Linked DNA regions of Mus musculus: all the other regions are linked to region 1. A link is a loop called in an ENCODE intact Hi-C map of the cell type or tissue named here. Cell type or tissue: left cerebral cortex. All regions are shown on one strand.

Evidence for each region. Hi-C counts contacts between places; a loop is a spot of excess contacts. Peaks named below come from ENCODE experiments on the same cell type or tissue, not always from the same donor. Only the 100,000 strongest peaks of a DNase experiment are listed, where the experiment ranks them.
Region 2: a loop joins it to region 1, with 22 times the contacts of the local background. A loop is called at or near these places in 11 of 42 quality-filtered maps.
Region 3: it touches region 1 in a loop (7-fold over the local background); 15 of 42 quality-filtered maps call a loop at or near these places.

What each region holds. Positions count from the first base shown.
Region 1 is chr1:93,856,179-93,858,678 of GRCm38, reverse strand. No RefSeq gene overlaps it. Among named protein-coding and RNA genes, the nearest start is that of Gal3st2, 3.9 kb to the left of the region's middle. In left cerebral cortex, no CTCF peak of the experiment used is centred here; a DNase peak (open chromatin) is centred at 1,105.
Region 2 is chr1:93,993,400-93,995,899 of GRCm38, reverse strand. Gal3st2c (galactose-3-O-sulfotransferase 2C) reads right to left here. Exons shown (of 8, transcript NM_001039219.3): 3 at 640-783. Among named protein-coding and RNA genes, the nearest start is that of Gal3st2c, 4.1 kb to the right of the region's middle. In left cerebral cortex, no CTCF peak of the experiment used is centred here; no DNase peak of the experiment used is centred here.
Region 3 is chr1:93,919,817-93,922,316 of GRCm38, reverse strand. All of the region lies in intron 1 of Gal3st2b (galactose-3-O-sulfotransferase 2B), which reads right to left. Among named protein-coding and RNA genes, the nearest start is that of Gal3st2b, 2.6 kb to the right of the region's middle. In left cerebral cortex, no CTCF peak of the experiment used is centred here; no DNase peak of the experiment used is centred here.

The sequences.
Region 1 (2,500 bases):
GAGTTGGCCAAGATGGATCCTAAGTCCATATAGAAAATTACCTTGGTGGTGGAGACACACTTACAGCAGGTACAAGACGAGTTTTGTCACAGAGCACCCCAGTCGGGTATGGGGGTCCCTGGAATAAGGGTCCTCAAAGTTAGGTGAGGTGGGTAAGGGTTTGGCTGTGACAGAAACAAACACAGAGACAGTTCGAATCTGAGTTTATTCTGTAGCTCTCAAGCAGGGGATTTTATACATTAAAAACAAACAAACAAACATTACAACTCTTAAAAACTGTATCCAGCAAAACAATCACAAATACCAACAAAAATCATTTGGCAGAGTAAAGCACAAAAATCATCCAAATATTACAACTCTGAAACTATGTATTCAGTGAATCACAAGCAGAACAGGTAATATCATTATTAGTATAAATCATCAAATTATAACAATTCGAAAAGGATGTATTCAGTAGGGCAGACATCCAAGGCTAGTGGCATATTTCCAAGAGCAGGTTAATAAATCTCTATGGTCATTGCTCTTAACCGCCGTGCTAACTCTCCAACCCCATATGTTTAATTATTATTTAACATCTAATGCCTGATTTTTTATAAATCTTCAATGCATAAATTTTAACCATTTTAAAACTTTCTAATTAAGGCTTTCTTTACCATATACCAGAACCAACTGCTGATGACACATGTGTAGCTATATGAAATTTCATTGTTGGGAAAGTTTTTATTTATCACAACAGTTTTGAAAATGATTTAAAAAGTAAAACATTGATTTCCCCTGGGATAGGGTCATGTTTGTGACCCTATGTCAAGGGATAGTTTCTTACCCATTATTCTCGCTTAAGATCTTGGACCAGGCTACCAGGAACATGTAAATAAGAAAAGGAATAAGAGAAACAAAACAGATGGATAGCCATGAGAACTACAGCTCAATAATTTTTCTCCGGCGAAGAGTTCCACAGCCGGTTCCAGGAGGCCTCCCCCTTTTGAGGTCGATCGCCTCAGTCTGGGGAACTTGTCACACAGATCCTATTGAAGTTGGTGTGGCAGATTTCCAACCATTTTTCAACTAGAATGGCTACCAAATGAGTAATCACATTGACACTGTGGATTACAAACAACACTAACTTCAGACTCACACTGGGGTGGAACTTGAAGTCATAAAGAAGACAGCTGCCACACAGAAGGGATGAGAGCTGCCAATAACTTACACTGAAATCCAGAATGCCATTTCCCCAAGCCGGGAGAAAGCCAAACTGCTTCATTCATCTAATTACTATGTGGACACAGGATTTATTTGGGTTTTTGTTGTTGTTGTTTGTTTTTCGTTTGTTTGGTGTATTAGTCAGGGTTCTCTAGAGTCACAGAACTTATGAATAGTCTCTAGATAGTAAAGGAATTTATTGATGACTTACAGTTGGCAGCCCAATTCCCAACAATGATTCAGTCGCAGCTGTGAATGGAAGTCCAAGGATCTAGCAGTTACTCAGTCTCACGCAGCAAGCAGGCGAAGGAGCAAGAGCAAGAGCTAGACTCCCTTCTTCCAATGTCCTTATATTGTCTCCAGCAGAAGGTGTAGCCCAGATTAAAGGTGTGTTCCTTAAACTCGGAGATTCAATCTTCTGGAATCCATAGCCACTATGGCTCAAGATCTTCAAACCAAGATCCAGATAAGGATCTCCAAGCCTCCAGATAAGGGTCACTGGTGAGCCTTCCAATTCCGGATTGCAGTTCATTCCAAATATTGTCAAGTTGACAACCAGGAATAGCCACTACATTTGGTTTTTTGTTATTTTTTTTCCCAACAGTGCGCTTCTCTGACAGCCCTGACTATCCACCTGCCACTCCCTCCCAAGCGCTGGGATTGAAGGCGTGAGCCTCCCCTGCCCGTCAACAGTGATTCTGGAACAGGGACTTGAAAGTACTTAGGTTTTATAAAGCATGTGCTCTCACCACAGCTGATATCGTTAGGTTTACAAAGTGTTCCCCTTCCCCTCCCAGTTTTTCACGTGAGTTTTAGAGTCCTCACATCCTGGTAAACTGTCTCCTAATTATTAAACATTAAAAGTTCTGTGGTTCCTGACTTAAAAGAGAAGAAGGTAGTGGGAAGGCCTCACCTCAGTCCTTTCAACAACTTTCTTCACTGGGGTCAGGTGCTGGGCATGATTCCCTAAGGCCATCTCAGAACTTAGAGGAAGTGCAAGGGGTCTGCCAAGTAGCTCTCCAGGCTAACAGCAGGTGATCTGATGGATAAGAAGTACCAGGCTGTTCTCCACCCTGTGGCTCACCTCCCCCACATTCCACTCAGAACATGAGAAGGGTTGCTTCTCTTCATGAGAGACTCTCACAGATCCTCCTGCCCAGGCTCCACATGTTCAGAGACACACAGGGTCAGAGTGGATCTTCTGTGCCCCCCCCCCCAAAAAAAAACATCTGATGATACTTTAGCTGCTCCACAATGGCAGTGGCCCAGAAGGCAGCAGATTGCCCAGGACACATATAGT
Region 2 (2,500 bases), 140 kb before region 1:
CCACAGATTTCCTAATTTTTGTGCCTAATAGCAATTTGAGGGCAGGCCAATAGTTCTGTAGATGTGTAACTAAATGTCGGAAATACTTTCTTCAAAGCTTTATTTATACTAAGAAGGAAAAAAAAAAATTTTACAAACTTGGGATAAAAAAAGAGACCTTTGAAAAATGACAGTGATGTAAGAAATAAATACAAGAATGTATTTTTGTAGACTTTTACTGTATGAAAATTTTATTTCTAAGGAAATAAAATAAAGAGCTTTTAATCTGAATACTCTGGAGGCAGAGACAGGCAGAGCTGCGTGAGTTCAAGGCCAAGGGATACCCTGTCTGGTATAAAACGAAACGGGGGTCGGTAAGGCAGGTCAGCCAGGTCATACATAGTAAGAACCATCTCAAAGTTCCTTCCTTACTGACTGAATTAATTTAGCACTCTGAGAACTGCTGAACATAGTTAACACTGGAGAGGGCAGGTCCCACACAGATTGACAAGATGGCAGCTGACCCACACAGCCATAGCAATCCATGGTATGGCTCCCTAATCCTGTCCCTCGTGGCCAGCTCTGGTTCTTAGCTTAGGAGAAAGCCTTGATCACCGCCCTCCTTGTGTGGCTAAGACAACAGAACACTAAAATCCTTGCCTCTTTGCTTTGGCCAGTGGTATGAAGGTGGCTGTAAGCCAGGGTCGGCTGCTTGTTGGAGGACAGTACCCTGGAGTCTCTCACCACCCAGATGGCAAGGTCGACACAGGCTCCAGAGATGCTGTCTTAGTTACTGTTCCATTGCTGTGAAGAGACACCTTATGTGATAAGGGCGACTTATGAAAGAAATCATTTAAGCAGGGCGCTGCTGGTGCACAATTTTAATCTCAGCACTCCAGAGGCAGAGGCAGGTGGGTCTCTGTGAGATTGAGGCCAGCCTGGTCTACAAATCAAGTTCAAAGACAGCCAGGACTGTTACACAGAGAAACCTTATCTCAAAAACAAACAACAACAACAGAGAGACAGACAGACAGACAGTCAGACAAACAGAATATTTAATGAGGGACTTGCTTACAGTTCAGAGGGTTAGTCCATGGTCATCATGGTGGGAAACATGGCCACAAGTAGACAAGCAGACAGGCGCTGTGCTTGAGCAGCAGCTGTAAGCTTACATCTGATCCACAAGATGGAGGCAGAGACAGGGACGGACATACAGACAGACAGAGACAGAAACAGAAAGAGCCTGGCTTTTTGAACCTCAAAATCTACCCCAGTGACACACCTCCTCTAATAAGGCTATACCTCCTAATCTTTACCAGTTCTACCAACTGAGGTCCAAGCATTCAAATACAGGAGTCTGTGGGGAGCCATTCTCATTCAGACTTCCACATATGCCTGGGTAGATTCAGAGCCATCAGAGACTCTGAGTGAGGTAGCTGTTAGCCCCATCCACTGAGGGTCTTGCCCTCAGCATAGCAATTCCTGTTCAGCTCACCAGTGTGTCCAACTACTAAGAGATGGAGCCCACAACCAAACCCCTCCCCCAAATTGTGTTATCTCAAGAAGCAGTTGCTCAGAGCTTGTTGGCTGAGAAACTTCAGTATAGGTGTGGTGGTTTGAATAGGAATGGCCCCCGTACGATCATATATTTGAATGCTTGATCACTAGGGAACAGAGCTACTTGATAGCCATTAGGGCATGTGGCCTTGGTAGCTAAAGAATGTCACTGGGGATAGGCTTTGAGGTTTCAAATGCTCATGCCAATCTAGGGGTACTCTCTCTTCCTGCTGCCTGCTGATGCGGATGTAGAACTCTCAGCTCCCTCTCCAGCACCATGTCAGCCTGCATGCCGCCCACCATGTCTGCCTGCATGCCGCCATGCTTCTCTCTTATGAGGATAACAGACTAAGCTTCTGAATCTGTAAGCCAGACCTTGTTAATATTTTCCTTTATCAGAGTTGCAGTGGGGCTGGCAGGTTGGCTCAGCAAGTAAGAGCACTGACTGCTCTTCTGAAGGTCCAAATCCCAGCAACCACATGGTGGCTCCCAACCACCCATGATGAGATCTGACGCCCTCTTCTGGTGTGTCTGAAGACAGCAACAGTGTACTTATATATAAAATAATAAATAAATCTTAAAAAAACCAAAAGAGTTGCTGTGTTCATGGCATCATTTCATAGTAATAGAACACGGACTAAGAAAAAATAGATAAATAGAGATATCACCACTAATCAGGGCAACAAGTGACCTGGCCACGATGGATCCCAAGTCCATATAGAAAATCACCTTGGTGGTGGAGACACACTTACAGCAGGTAGAAGACGAGTTTTGTCACAGAGCACACCAGTCAGGTATCGGGGTCCCTGGAATGAGGGTCCTTAAAGCTAGGTGAGGTGGGTAAGAATTTGGCTGGGACAAACAGAAACAAACACAGAAGCAGTTTGAATCTGAGTGTATTCTGCAGCTCTCAAGCAGGGGATTTTATACATTAAAAAAAAAAAAAAAAAAAAAAAAAATTACG
Region 3 (2,500 bases), 64 kb before region 1:
GGAGCTGAGATAGAAGGAAGGACCATCCAGAGACTGCCCCACCCTGGGGATCCATTCCATATACAACCACGAAACCCAGACACTATTATTGCATATGCCAGAAAGATTTTGCAGACATGACCCTGATATAGCTATCTCTTGTGAGGCTATGCCAGTGCCTGGCAAATGCAGAAGTGGATGCTCACAGTCATCTATTGCATGGAAAACAGGGCCCCTAATGAAGGAGCCAGAGAAAGTACCCAAGGAGCTAAAGGGGTCTACAACCCTATAGGAGGAACAACAATATGAACTAACCAGTACCCCCCAGAGCTGTGTCTCTAGTTGCATATGTAGCAGAGGATGGCCCAGTTGGCCATCAATGGGAGGAGAGTCCCCTGGTCTTGTGAAGAATCATATACCCCAATACAGGGGAATGCCAGGGCCAAGAAGCAGGAGTGGGTGGGTTTGGAATCAGGGTGGGTGGAGGAGGGTATAGGGGACTTTCAGGATAGCATTTGAAATGTAAATGAAGAAAATATATAATAAGAAAGAAAGATCAGCGGGGCATGGTGACCCATGACTTTAATCCCAGCACTCAGGAGGCAGAGGCAGGCGGATTTCTGAATTCGAGGCCAGCCTGGTCTACAAAGTAAGTTCCAGGACAGCCAGGGCTATACAGAGAAACCCTGTCTCGAAACCACCCCCCCCCCAAAAAAAAGAGAGAAAGAGACAGACAGACAGACAGACAGACAGACAGACAGACAGACAGACAGAAAGGATGGAAGGAAGGAAGGAAAAAAGAAAGTGGCCCCCCTCAGCCAGAACACAGCTAGCAGGAAAAGTGTGCTACCAAGGCTGATCAAACACTAGTTTGCTTTTCTAGTTGGTGCTGCCTGACCAGCCAGCATCGAGGCCAGGCAGATGTGACCAGAGAACAAAGGATCAATTCTTGATTTCTGGGTTTCAGAACCCAGGCCAGGGGTTGAGGACCAGGAGACTACCTGTTAAGCAGAAGGCAAGGGCAGCCAGGGGCCAGGCTGGAGTGACCTGCAGTAGGGAGGGCTCCAGTCCAGGGGATCCCTCTTATGCACCCCTTTTAGCTCAGGGTTCAATGAGAACCAACAGGAGGACCTATCTGGATGCTAATGGGTTTTCCTTTTTCCAGAGTTGGAGGCAAATATTCCCATCCAAGTTAAATGCACGGTACACATCCCATGAGTCACCTGGAATGTATCCTAAAGACTCACACTGCACTCACTCCCACTGTCCCAAAGACCCACGGGCCACATAACCAAAAATGTAGCTCTCACAACTACACTGCCTGAACACTAAGGCAGGGCCCAACAGCCACCCATTCTATAGATAAATAGGAGTCCAACTTCCCAGGGCAACTGTCCCAAGGCACACCTGTCTAAATAACAGCTGGATGATGACCAACACGGAAAGACTACTGCAGTCCTGTAGATAAGAACATCATGGGCTTAATCCCAGCACCCGGGAGGCAGAGGCAGGCGGATTTCTGAGTTCGAGGCCAGCCTGGTCTACAGAGTGAGTGCCAGGACAGCCAGGGCTACACAGAGAAACCCTGTCTCGAAAAACCAAAAAAAAAAAAAAAAAAAAAAAAGAACATCATGGGCTGGACTATATGCACCCAGGCAGGCCATCACCCAGCACAGGCCACAGTCAAGCCTCTTCTGAACACTGTCCAAGACTCAGAGCCCCTTCTTCTCTACTACCCTGACAAGCACTGTTCTAGAAACCCTGCAGCTAATCTCAAACTAGTCAGGAAGATGCCTCCCATCAAGAGAAATTGAGACAGGTTTTACTGGGCATTACCCCCTACCCATAAAGACATAGCCCCAGCCTGACAAGTTCCACTCCAGCTGCAGAAACAATATGCCCAGGTACTGGGAACAACCTACCCTGCTTCCCACCAAACCACAAAAGAGGGGCTGGTGAGATGGCTCAGCGGGTAAGAGCACTGACTGCTCTTCTGAAGGTCCTGAGTTCAAATACCAGCAACCACATAGTGGCTCACAACCTCTGTAATGAGATCTGATGACCTCTTCTTGTGTGTCTAAGGATAGCCACAGTGTGCTTACATCTAAAAATACATCTAAAAATAAATCAATCTGATTGGGGCCGGAGCAAGCATAAGTTCTGAGTTCAATTCCCAGCAACCACATGATGGCTCACAACCATCTGTATAGCTAGAGTGTACTCATATACATAAAAAAAATAAATCTTAAAAAAATCCCACAAAGAAGAGCTGTAACTTCTGGTAGGTGTACGTGTGTGTGTGTGTGTGTGTATGCACTTATGTACTCTTGCACGTCTGTGTGTGTTCTATAGACAGGAAGTGATTCATGAATAATAATGGCCATGACTATCCCATTACCCAGCTGTGAGTCTATGCAGGACATGTCCCAGTCTGTCCTCAGACCTGGGACAGGAAATGTCAAGCACTTTTCAGGGGCAGACCCGGCCCTAACCAGTGATAAGGGCCATGCTGAGGAAAAAA